Regions from separate parts of the Mus musculus genome. Here region 2 is linked to region 1. A link is a contact called in ENCODE Hi-C or POLR2A ChIA-PET data. All regions are on one chromosome and are shown on one strand. Each heading gives the region's core, a stretch centred on a gene start or an enhancer-like site at or near the end of the contact. The rest is flanking DNA. Distances are from core to core; before and after follow the strand shown. Region 1 overlaps Tcte2 (t-complex-associated testis expressed 2). Region 2 has its middle 25 kb from the start of Gm24867.

What was found. A loop is a pair of places that touch in the nucleus more often than their neighbours do. ChIA-PET counts read pairs that join two places held with the same protein, here RNA polymerase II (POLR2A).
Region 2: a map of heart shows a loop between it and region 1 (2.6-fold over the local background). The contact joins two enhancer-like sites. A Hi-C loop is called at or near these places in 5 of 37 maps with a recorded cell type or tissue (adrenal gland and heart). POLR2A ChIA-PET finds 5 or more read pairs at or near these places in 4 of 5 experiments (Patski and embryonic stem cell).

What each region holds. Positions count from the first base shown.
Region 1 is chr17:13,734,938-13,741,499 of GRCm38, forward strand. The region is part of intron 1 of Tcte2 (t-complex-associated testis expressed 2); the gene reads right to left. Among named protein-coding and RNA genes, the nearest start is that of Afdn, 22 kb to the right of the region's middle. Within about 2 kb of position 2,536, at least 2 of the 3 ENCODE cell types and tissues checked have a DNase peak (open chromatin) inside an H3K27ac peak, as active enhancers do; they include heart, where a contact is called at or near this core.
Region 2 is chr17:13,697,282-13,703,843 of GRCm38, forward strand. No RefSeq gene overlaps it. Among named protein-coding and RNA genes, the nearest start is that of Gm24867, 25 kb to the left of the region's middle. Within about 2 kb of position 3,573, at least 2 of the 3 ENCODE cell types and tissues checked have a DNase peak (open chromatin) inside an H3K27ac peak, as active enhancers do; they include heart, where a contact is called at or near this core.

The DNA.
Region 1 (6,562 bases), core at 1,286-3,785:
CTTTGGGTGAAGCAGGACAGAAGGTAGGGCCTGAGCAGAACACAGGCTTGGAGCGCAGAAGGCTGTCAACAGGGGCGGTGGCAGCAGCAGTGACAGCAGCCCTGGAGTTGATCTTGTCTTTGAATCTTTTGTCTGTAGATTTTTTCTTTTAATCTTTCTTTTAATCTTTAATCTTTCCCCTTTGATGAGATCATCTGCACATTTGAAGGAAGCTAATGCTTTGTACAGGTGGCAGGCCAGTTCAAGCGAGCAAAGTTGGCAGCGGTCTTGTATCCCTGTGAGAATAGTATACTTTACTCTCCTACTCAAAGTCCACACCTTCTTGAAGAGTCCTCAAACACAGTAAAGTACCAAGTGAGAGACTTGGGTCGCCCTCTAGTCCAGCCAGTAGGGACCAAGGTGCAAAGCGGCCATCATTCAAGCACAGCCACCGTCCCATCCTGTGTTAAAAAGAGCCTTGGGAATACAAACAGGAGAGACATCAGAAGGCCTGGCTTGTGACTGGTCCCATTCTTATTAGCAAAGGAGCCTCATGCTTAGCATGGAGAGATTCTTAAATACTGAGTGGGTTCTTAGCTCATTTCTAAACTCTTCTTAGAGAAATCGGTTTCTACATTTCCAAAATAACAGATTTCCGACAACTGTCGTAATTATAACAACGTCTCGATTCGACCGACATACCTATTTTTTTCCCCTGTCATCTACTTTCATACACAATGAAAACAAATTACAATCACGCTTCAGCATTCAGAGTAATGGCAATAGGCACACCAAGTTTGTAAAAAAATCAGAATCATAAAACTTCAAGAGGAATGCAATTTGCTTGCTTTCTTAAAAATTCAGTTAAGAGTACATGGGAGGACCTCAGTCCAGCCTGGCGTTAACCGGGCATAACACTCGGCCCTGTATGCCTCTTATTGAACTATGCTCGGGGAGGGGACAACACTCATCTGAGTGTCCCTGAGCAAAGGGCCGTGTTCTTATTCAGCCTGTGCTCTTGCAGCTTGTCACAGACCTGGCGGGTCAAGGACAGCTCATGGACAAGGGCTCATGTGGGAAAGGAATGAGGTGCTAAGCACATGCCCACCCTCCTCCTCCCCTCAGTCACAGACAAGGGACAGCTCTACACACTGCGAATGATGCATTTCTTGTTAACCCTTTGAAAACTGTGCTCTACACTAACAGGTATCTTAGCAACAAGGGCACAGAGATTTTTGCCATTGGCTTGGGAAATGGAGCTGCTGCAGATTCATCCAATCCATGTAGCTCTCAGTAATATGGTGCTGTGCAGTGCTGGCTTATGGATAGGAGGAAAGGCCGCATGGAACAGTTATGAGGTGTTGACTTGGAAATGTGGGGGTCTATGTAGGTCAGGATTTCATGTAAGGATGACAACGTTTTTCTGATTGTGTTTGAAGCATAAGCCCTAAGTTCACATGCTGATGGTATTTTGAGGTACGAGCTTCAGGAAGCCATCAGAGTTATTGAGGGTATGATAGAGTGGCTCCCCCACCCTTCCCCCTCCACCATGGCATCTGTTGCTTAATGAAACAGAGGTAGAGAGACTAGAGCAGGCAAGAGCTCCATCTCTCATCCTGTGACAACTCCCACGCTCTGGTGTTGCACCAAGGATGCTGACTTCTTGATCTTGAACTCCCCTGCCTACAATGCCATGAGGAGTAAATGTATTTTCAATATAAATTATGGTTTATATGTGGTACCGTGCTACAGTGATGAGAAACAGACTAAGACACTTTTGTAGCTTAAACTAAACACAGTCTAAAACCCCAGGATTGCTCCACCTTTTCCCAGACTGGGTCATTCATGTGAGCAGTTTTAAAACTATCCAGTTTCTGGGGCTTATGAGATCACTAAACTCGTACAGGTGCATGCCACACAAGGACTGAGCTCAGTACTTGGGACCCATATGAACGCCGGAGAAAACTAACTCCACAAAGACAGACACACACACAGTAAATTAAAAACCAACCAAACAAACAAAAACAAACAACCTTTCTTATTTCTTACAACTCTCTTATTTCCACATTCACTGAAGTCCTCTCTTGATTGTACCAGGTGAACAATACCTGTCATTTTCAGCTGCTACATCCTTATCTCCCCATAATTCATATTAATATTATATTTCATAAGTGATAAAGCTTTTCCTGAGAGTGTTGGAAACTATGGTATGCTTGGGGTCAGATGTTACAATAAAGACTAGCCAGTGCTTTGGAGAGAGAGAGAGAGAGAGAGAGAGAGAGAGAGAGAGAGAGAGAGAGAGAGAGAGAGAGAGAAAGAGAGAAAGAGAGGGGGGGCACTGTCACAGCTGTGACAGACACTTGCAATGAGTCACACAGAAACTGAGTCTCCAACAGGTGGGTCAAATCACATCCCTCCATGCTGCACAGAAGGCTCTGGAAAAAGCTGGGCAGAAGCAGGAGCCAAAAGCCTACAGAGACAGCAGCCTGCGCAGTGCCTCCCGTTGTGCTGGTTTGCTCAGGGAGATGCATGCTTCTTGCAGTGTTTTAACACCCCTGACTCACTGCGCCATGATCATGTCTGCCACACAGGACTAAGGTCTAGGTCTAAGCCAGTGCCTGCCTCTTTTTAGAGCTCAGCTGAACCATGTCTGGATGTTGGCAGCTGCCCCCTCACCAGCTCTGGCCGGCCTCTCCCGACACAATGAGAGGATACAGTGCATTTCCAGGCATTGACGGCCAGGGCAGGGAGTCTCAGCCCAGACATTTTCTCAATAGCCCAGTAGCCTTGCAATTCCAAGCTGAGCAGGAATAAAACACAGGCGAGAGAGGCTTTTGGACTCAGTCTCCTGTCACCTCACTGAGTCATCTCAGCTGCAGAGGTGAGACTTGCTCATCATCCTGCTTTCTGCCTAGGCCTCAGCCATGATGAAAGGCTGTTCCCAGGGGAACGCCCAAACATTGCCCAGGATGCTCTGTTTTACTAACACTCATAGATCTCAGGTGCAGTGGTTGTTTTCATACGTGAGGTGGGAGATCGCCCAAAAAAGGACAAGGTTATTGTTCCTTCCTTCTCAGCTGTCCCCTTCAGCTGGGTCCTCACCAGCCAAGTTTGCTAAGAGTGGAGTTGAGTTTTGATGGAGAGTTGAAATTGGCAGCACGATGCAGGAACTGGTGCGCCATTCCTTCTGCTGGGCTCTCTATTCTACCATGGACTTCAATCTAAGGGTCCACATTTCTGAAGGATTTTCAAAATCGTGTGCCTTGTTAGTAAGAAAATCAATATCACAATAGAGTTTACTACCATCCAGGAAAGTAAGAGGGAAGTTGGGGAATGGGGTGTGTGTGTGTGTGTGTGTGTGTGTGTGTGTGAGGAAGTGAGGCAACAGGCACCGAGGGTCTGCTCCTTATCAGTTTCCACATGCACTGCTCCTCGTCCATGCTCCAGGTGCCATCTGTGTGGTACACAGCAATTGCCAGAGCTGCCCCAACTGGACCACGAAGAGACACTGAGAGCAGAGACTCTGCTCTGGCTCTTCCTGTTCACATAGGATCTGTGGTCGCTAGCAGCCTGTCTCTCCCAGTGACATTCCTCAAGATGGATTGTGTTTCAGATTTGTAATTCCTTAAATATCTTTCCTGCTGACCCTCCCTGATGCCTGAATGCTGTTACCTAAGAAACCAGCACAACAAAGATGCTCGAGGGACAGGGAGTTAAAGTGTTAGGTATGAAGGTTTTGGTTCTGGCAGCAGCTGGAGACAGGACCTCCGGTGTCAAGATGACTTGTAGCCAGGTCAGGGTCTGTAGGCAAATGGTCAAGAGGTGGCATATCCTGAGCTATGAATCCAGAAAGATAGTGCGAATGTATGACACCATAATGCACAGTTTTAAAATTATTTTTATGATTGTTGAGACAGTCTCCTTCTGTGTCTCAGAGTAGTCAAACCTGTGACTCCCCTGCCTCCGACCACTGAGTACTGGGTTCACAGGCATGTGCTACTTATTCCATCTGACCCATTTCCTTGTTATTTAGGAAACCGAAATGGACCATGGTCTGTGATAGTGTCCCGCACTGTGTTGTGTGAGCAAATGTGGTTCATGCTATCCAACTGGAAGTGGTAACTTTTAAGGTATTCTGGAAATTTCCAGAAATCACTGAAGAGTATCAGCCCTCAGTGAAACTAGGCAGTTCCTCTTTTCTCAAGTGACTGCAGCAGAATCATGGTAATCCATGGTTACAAAGTAGACAGTCCAGATCTCCACAGAGAACAACCTGCCACTCAGATGTGGCTTTGGATATGCTGATCCTCCAAAAAGTTACAGTGATGCAAAGGTAGGGACCCTCCAAGCACCTGAGTTAGTGTGAACTCAGACACATGGGGTTGGAATATAAGCCCAATTTCAAAGGCTTTGTTACATGGAGAATGTAAAATACTTTACTGGTAATTTTTGCATCACACATATGCTAGACTACAGTATTTTCTATACATGGAGCAAAATGTAGTATATAATGAGAATAATTTTGATCTGTTTCTTTTTATTGCTGCAAGGTAGCTAAAGGGAGGTTTAAATTGCGCAAGTGGTTGTGTTATATTCCTGTTGGACAATGCTAGTTTTTACCACTTCAAAATATCTGGTGGTTTCTATAAGCTGTGGGGTAACAATCAAAATGTAATCTTTTGTAGGTAGTCATTACATTTCTTTCAACGATTTCAATGCCAATGTGTATTCTATAAGAGAATGGCTTCCTAATTAAGTCGGTTTAGAAGCAGATACTGGTGTTACGCATTTTTTATAAAAAATAAATTTTACATAGTGAAATAAAAAAAAATCTGGTGGTTTCATTTGGTTTTTTTGTATTGTTTCAAGACAAGATTTCTTGGTACAGCCTTGGCTGTTCTAGAACTGCACAGCAGGCTGGCCTCGAACTCAGAGACCCACCTGCCTCTGCTTCTGAGTGCTGGCATTAAAGTTTTGCCTACCACACCCTGGTCCTCCATTGGGTTTCTTTGACTTAGTGTGCTGCTAAAATAAAAACAACTTTTCTGAAGCTTATAAATGTTTTTTTTTTTTTAAATGGAGTTATACCCATTGTTCTTTTCCCTTTGGTTATAAAAACAAGAGGCTGGGGACTGGCTTCAATGGCTTCTGAGGTCCTCTGAGCGGCACTAGCACCGTTCTGTGACTTGGTGAAAAAGATCCCAGGATATTCCTAGAGGACGCAGTCTAACTGGAGACTCATGTGGTAGAAGCATCCTCACTGGGACCTGCTCCCAACCTGCTCAGGTGGGGCTTGGGTTTCAGAGGTGGGAGGTGTGGGCCTGTCTCCCCTGTATTTGCAGACTTGAGCTGGTCACTCAAGTGCTTTGTCACTGACTTTCCCATTGTATGATAGAAGAGCCCTTCACCAAAGACATCAAAGGCTCAGGATAAAGGCGGCTAGAAGCACAAATAACACTCCGTGCTATCTTTGTGGGCTGTGAAATAAGGCCTCCTCTCGACAGAGAGCAATGGGAGAACATGGTTCAAAACTGGATAAAAATTATTAATTCAATTAAGAAAGACAGACAGGTGTCTGACAGTAAATGAAATTTTCACAGGGTGTGATTTTTTTTCTCCTAAAACCCCATATTTATCTCAAAACAAAACTATCAGATGCCCAACCTAGTACTTAGGCTGTGAATGCCGCCCTCTGTGACAACGCTGTCTTGCTGGCTGTGTGTGCTGTGGACTGTAATTATTTAATGTCTGCCCTTCACTTATATAAATGGGCCAGCGTGTAAACCTGTTTATGAGGGGTGTGGCTCAAGTTAATAACGAGGCTTTAAAAAAAAAATGTTTGGAATAAATCCCATCAGCTTCCACCACTCTCGGTGAGTCAGGATGCAGTAGCGACAGCAGGCAAGTTTCTTGATTTTCATGCCCCTGTTCTACAACAGCAACAGCTTAGGGCTCATGCCGTTCACCCTTAGGATTAGTGCCACAGGCCAGGAAGCAAGAGGAAGGGAGGTAGTTGCCTCCCCTGGAATTCTTAAAGCCCAAACAGGAAGTGCATTTGCCAGAAAGCACAGGAAGTGAAACCCACCACACAGAGAGCAGACTGGGGCAGGCTGAAGACACTTCTGAGGGAGGAAGCTTATCTCAGCTTGTTGACCCAGGGTCCCTGCAATGTCTCATTTCTCCTCAGGCCTATCAATACACAGAGGAAAACCAAAGGGGGGAAAATACCATTAAGATTGGGTAGGAAACAGCCATAGTACTTAGTAACATGTCAATCCAAGTTAAAAGCTCTGCTGGTCCCCTTCCCAGCCCCTTCTCCAGCCTATGCCTTCATCAACATTCCTGACTTCTGTTTTCTCCATTCCACACCGCTCCTTCTTCCTTCTCTGTTGTGCTTCTCCACAGAGAAGCCACAGTTTCCTTCTTTCCTACCCACTTCCTAGTGGTTGTCAGGGCTAAAATGTGACATCGCCCCCCCCCCACCTCTACACCCCACCCCGGCCAGGTCTCTGAAGAGAAAAGCAATCTTGCAAGACCAACCTCAGGGAGAGATGTCCCTACTGAAGCTCCTTGTAGCCTCCCA
Region 2 (6,562 bases), core at 2,323-4,822, 37 kb before region 1:
AAAGAAAGCATGGCCCTTGGCTTGGTGCTATTAAAAGTGAGGCCTGGTGGGGAAGTGTGAGATTTGGCAGTGTGGAATGACTGAGGAATATTGGGACTCCAGGCTCTTGTCTGGATCTTTGCTCCTAATTGACACGAGGTGAACAAACCATGCCATCTGTGCAAAAACCATAACTATTGTCTTAAAGGAAATAAGAGATAGTTCGTTCTGGAGCTAGTCTGAGTGACCATGGTTCAGGAATACAGACTCCAAATCCCAAGCTTCAACATGAAAGCAGTCTCATGAAGTTTTATAGTTTTACAAAAATCATAAAAATGACAGTCATAAATCAAGGCAAGTTTAAAATACATTGTTGGGGACATCAGAGAAGTGGTAACAGCAAGATGGAGTAGCTTTCCTATCAGCCCAAATGCTATGTGATGGCAGTCTTAGCTTTGGCATTGGTGAAAACTAGTAGTCTGTTAATAGATTCCAAAAAGTTTTTTATCTATTAGTCATAGGTTTTTAGCTCTTGCACAGAAATGGACAAGGAATAACTGGCTGTTCCAGAGGGCTAAAGCTAGCCTGAGATACAGTAATTGGCCTCTGGACCTGCAACATTCCAGTTCTGCCACAGTTCTAAAAGCTTTAATCCACCAACCAGTCTCTGCAGACACAGCTTCTTCTCATGAATTCCTGGTCACAATCCACAATCAGCTGGGGACTCAAACCTCTAACCGTGTGAGCCCGAGTAACCCCTTTTTTTTCCTTTCTGAGGTTGATAATTTCAAGAAGGTTGTTACACTGGTAGAAAGCTAACTTGGGAGGGGTGAACAGGCAGAAGCCAGGGACTTTCAGGGCAGTGAGAACTTGCATGTACAAAGAAAAGTCACTGTACTCTCAAGGGACACCAAGAGTAAACCCTAGCCAAATGTGGACTCTGGGTGGTGGTGGGTGCGTAGACACTCATTTGTGCAGCAAATGTACTATTGAGTGTTGGAGATTGGTTCTAATGCTTTGGTTCAACCAGGAATCTGTGTATCCCAATGCTAAAGGTCCTTGTCCCCAACTGGTTTTTTGATGGATCAATAAAGATTCCAGCAGCCAATGCCTGGGCAAAGGGAGCAGGGGCGGAATCCTTAGAGCTGTGTGGGCTGGGACACAGTAGGCAGGAGGAGAACGAGACTCCCCAGGACTTGGGGGAGAAGGATGGGACGCAGGAGCTGCAGGAGAGAAAGCCAACCAACCAGGTGAGAATTCAGGTGGGTGGTTTAGGAGAGCCTAGCCTTTGAGGTAGTAAAGGCACTTTAAAAATAAGCTGAGGGGTGTGTGTGTGTGTGTGTGTGTGTGTGTGTGTGTGTTTCATTCTTGGATCCAAAGATCTCCTGAGTGGTGGGAAGCACGACCAACCGGAAGCATAAAGCGGTGTAGCAAAAACTCACCACTACAACTGAGACATTGGGGAAAATGGAAGGCTTTGCCTGAGGGGAGTAGGTCCATGGGAAATCTCTACATCCTCCTCTCAGCTTCTCTGTGAGACTAAAAATTCTCCAAAAGAATAAAGTCATTTTTAAAGATAGCACAGCCCGAGAGATGGCTCATTGGCTCTAGGCATACACTGCCAAGCCTGATAGCCTGAGCTCAGTCCCTCGTGGAAGCAGAGGATAGACTCCCACAGGCTGCCATTTGACCTCCACACACATCACATGGCACACATGCATGAGCAAATGTAATTTACTAAGTATAATTAAAAACATTTTTGGGGATAGCTGCCATTTACTGGGGCCTATTTTGTGACAGCCACAGGACCAGAAGTATATTGTCTCAAATGATATTCAATAAAATATTAAATTCATGTGTTCTGTTTTTGTTTTTGTTTTTTGAGACAGGGTTTCTCTGTGTAGCCCTGGCTGTCCTGGAACTCACTCTGTAGACCAGGCTGGCCTCAAACTCAGAAATCTGCCTGCCTCTGTCTCCCAAGTGCTGGGATTAAAGGCGTGTGCCACCACTGCCTGGCAATTCATGTGGTTTTTAGAGACTGGGAAACTGAGGGATGTTTGTGTCTGAGTGTAGTTGTGTGTCCACCCTCCCTCTGTGTACAGAAGCCCTCTGTCTGGGCTGGGCTGTCCTTCATGCGACCTGTCATTCCTCTTCCCTACTATAGATCTGACAGGCCATACCCAGGAAGGCCACTGTAGAGACTGTCCCTCTGCTGTCCCCTGAGGCTGTGTCCAAGACTATTGACTCTCTGTCACATGGAACAAGGGGACAAACCCAAAGTGGAAGAGAGGCAGGAAAGGACACTCATCTTTCCTTATCAACCCCCTCCCCCCCCCCCCCCCGTGGCACAGTGTGCCCGAAAGCAACAGCTTGCCGGTTCTACATTCCAACACCCAGACTCATGAGCTCAACCTTATTCCTCATCTCCTTGTCGGTCAGCCCCTCCACCCGCTGAATTCCACGGTCCCTCCTTCTGGTCTGACCATTCTGTCTCACCCTTGTTATCTAGTCATCTGTTCTAGGAGCTTCTCCCACATTGTCCACCTGTGTGGGGAACTCCAACTTGGAAACTATTCCCAGGCTGTTGAGCCAACACAGTCCTGGGCGGGGATTCCTGTTGCATTCCCTGAGCGAGGAAGGAAGTCGTGTGTGGACACAGAAGCCTTCCTGAAACCTTTGACCCATATCCAGCCCCACTGTTTGATCCTCTTCCTCCGAAGTAAGGCATTTTTCAAAGACTATGACTGGGAATCGATACAAGAACCCTCCTAAAGTTGCTGGCCCTCCATTATCCCTGCTCCACAGTGGACTCGGCCTCTCTCAGTGTTTGCACAAGTGTGGGCTTTCTGGCCAAACAGCTCATTTTAGACAAAGGCCTAAATTCATCCAAAGAGGCTGACATTCAACCTACTCCACTCTATCTTTTTTAACTCTACTGTGTCCTGGACTCAGATTTGACATTGTGCAACTTCCTGACAGTGTCTGGCCATTATCCTGGAGGGAAAAGGCTATTTAAGTCCCTACTCACAACCATACCCATTAGCCACAACAAAAACAGGCCTTTCAGTGCCCAGGATGGTGCCCTGAACTTGCTATGCCCTTGTGATCTGGGTTAAATTACAGTACTTTCAAAGCTACTCCCCAGTGAGCCTGCAGAATGTGGAGCTGGCTGGCTCCGCCCTCTTCTATGCTTCGCAGCGGCAGCTCCAATCCACTTGGATGAAAGCTGAGTGAACAGGGAGGGTGTGGCCTGGTGCCTGGGACCTCAGACCTAGAGGCAGCCTCAGTAGGGCCCAATACTGCAAGGCTTCTGAGGCCTGAGCAACACAGAACCTTGAGGTGTCTGGAGCCATCCAACTCCCCTCAGGACACAATCAGCATGCAGAGGTAGAGCACCTAGAGACTGCTCCAGGGTCCTGTGTTTAGCACATATACCTGTGAAGTTAGTGAGCAGGGTGTCCTCATTCCACATGTTAAGAGCACCCCAGAGAGTTTCTGTAAATTCCCCAGGATTCCAAAAGAGTGAGACAGAAGTTTACACCTTCTGCTGGCATCCAGCCCAGCCATGCTGTCAGGGTCTGAAGAGACAATAAAGTATGCGAATAACTCCTCAGAGCCCTCCTGGCTGACCCCTGCCTGCTCTGACCTCACATATGTAAGCCCCTCCTGTGGAGACCCTGCTCTCAGCCCTACAGAGCCCTGGAACTGCCTACCAAGCAAAGGTTTGCAAAGGCTGCCTGCAGCAGGTGAGGCAGGCTTTCTCCTGTTCGTTCAGCTGTCTTCTGGTTATTCGTCTCCTCTCTGATGTTCTGTGTGTATGCTCCTTCTTCATGTCAGCCCATAAGATAGCTGGAAGCCCGTGTTTCTTGGCTGAAAGAGCCCATCCTGGAGAAAGTCCAATGCACGAAGCACACAGGAGACAAAGTGAAGTGGGTTCCTTGAACCCTGGCTTGGGGATCTCACTGGGGAAGCTGGATTGCTCCTGTGCTGCTACCAGACACAGATGAAGGTCAGAGCTGAGCCTGCAACTGTGCTAAGGACCTTCGCCACCAAGGCTTTCTGCCACACAGATGGAGAGTCCATGGTTTTTGTTTGTTTTAAGGCTCATTTATTTATGTATATCAGTACACCCTTTGCTGCCTTCAGACATACCAGAAGAGGGAGTCAGATCCCATTACAGATGGTTGTGAGCCACCATGTGGCTGCTGGGAATTAAACTTAGGACCTCTGGAAGAGCAGTCAGTGCTCTTAACCGCTGAGCCATCTGTGCCCCTGAGAATCTGTGTTTTAAATTGAGCAAACATTCTTCTCCTACCATTCCTCTGAAAAGATGTGTGACCTGAAGAGGCCCTCACACTTCTCTAGGGATCCAGCGGTGTGGGTGGCCCAAAGCCACCACTCAAACCAAAGAGCTGCCAGCAGAGTCTGGGGATGCAAGGGTGTAAAAGCCCCCCTTTCCCTGGCCCCATCCATAACGGGAAAGGTCCTTTGTAACTTGAATTGAAAAGGGAATTATGGGTTCTGCCCGCACTGATACCAAAGCTGTTATGTGGACCTCAGGGTCCTCCTGACACCCCACTTTATGTCAGTAAAGAGAACACAATGGAATGCAGTGCCTGGGAGTGGTAACCACAATATCCACACTGCTTTGGACAGATATTCACCTGGGGCAAGATGGATTCATTGCAAAGATGAAGGAGACTGCCACCTTCTGTAGGACATACCATACCAGCAAGCCTGCCTACCTTGGTGGACCTGAATAGTGACAGAGACTCCCTAGATCACTTTCCCAGCCCCTCTGGTCAGCAGAACACCTTATCCTTTTTTGCTCGCCAGAACAGCAGACTCCATTAACTCAGAGCAACAACACTACGGTTTGCATTCTTACTCAGCGGCTGCTTGTCATCCCACAAGGTATAATTATGTTTGTGTGTGTAGAGGTGGTATATGTACATTTCCGTGTGTGTTTGCATGTGTCTACGTGTGCATGTACGAGTGCATGCATGCATGCACGCATGTGTGCAATCCCGAGGTTAGAGTGGAGTGTCTTCCTCAGTCACTCTACTCCTTAGTTTTTGAGATAAGAGTCTCTCACTGAACCTGGCTTTTACCAAGTTGATTGGATGGCTAGGCAGTGAACTCTAGCTGTCTCTACTCCCTATGCCCCATGTCCAGTTTTGGGGTTACATCACACACACACACACATACATACACACACACACACACACACACACACACACACACACACACACACGCACAGAGCCATGCCTGGCTTAAATATGGATACTGGGAGTCTAAACTCAGGGCCTCATTCAAGCATAGCAAGTACTGACTGGAGCCATCATCCCAGCCCCTAAAAAAACAATTGTTTGAATAGATTTTTCAAAATAAAATGTCCTGCCAGGAAAGTCTCCTCTGGCTCAGAGACTGTCTTCCAGTGAATGAGAAGACCACAGTGACCCAGTACTGGCTGCTGTTCGCTGTTTGGTTCCCAAGTTTTGATACCAACTCTCCTTGGGTGAGCCTAGCCAAGCTCTCCTTGGAGCCACCTAGCTGTCCCGCTCTTAGGACACCCTGAAAGGCATCCCACCCTTGGGAGATGTTGGGAAAACATCTACAAGCACAAATGCTCAAGATCTTAGAAAGTGTGGAGAGATTTTCCAATAACACATACCCAATTTGGTAAATTATAGTACCTTCATAAGGTGGAATGCCATGCCGTAGTTAAGCCTTGCATTGCAAAATAATACTCAGTTGCATGTATCCTTTTTGGTATGTATTAATTACAAATATGTTGACATGGAATACCCACTATAATCACAGTTCTGAAGAAGGCATAGAGCAAAGAGGAGGAACCCAGGGATGACTACTGAAGTCTTACTGGTTCATTTTCTTCACACACTTTTGCTCACATTCAACGTTTTTCTGCAACAAATTCACACCCTAGAAGAATGGGGATGGTGAGTGCATGACGGGAGAGGCAGAGCCTATTGACCTACTTGCTGGCCCATCTTCACCAGTGAGCATCAGTCTCATATCTGGTTTGTGAGGGCCTGGCCTAGCCCGTATGTCACAGTTTGTTTTCCTTGCTGAACTTCTCCTAGAGTCGACTTGTGAATCATGCAAAGCACACATGTGGGGGAAACTTGAGTTCCAAAGCACTCGCCCTTAGTCAGAGGGGGCAAACCCTAGAGCTCAGGAGAGGCTGGCAGCTCACAGCTGTGTGGCCTGTCCATGCCTGAGGGAGCTCCTGCCTTCCACAGGAGAAGGGGCTCAAGCTGAACTCAAGGAAGAAAAAAGGAGCCAAGCACTTACCCGTTTTTTCCCTTTGATTTTTGGATCCTCCGCCCAAGATAAACAGAGTCCCTGCATGTTCCGTGGATTGTCACTCTCTCCTACATCAACTCCAAATTCCCTATCACAACTTTGTAATCAAACCTTCCTCTGCTGTTGCTACAGCTCAGGCCTCCACACAGATGCCCCACGCAGATGCCCCACAGGGTCTGGCGGTCCACAATTGGCTTCTCTGGTGCCCAGTGATGCTATTGTTTATGTCTGCCATCTGTCACTTTGTTACTAAATG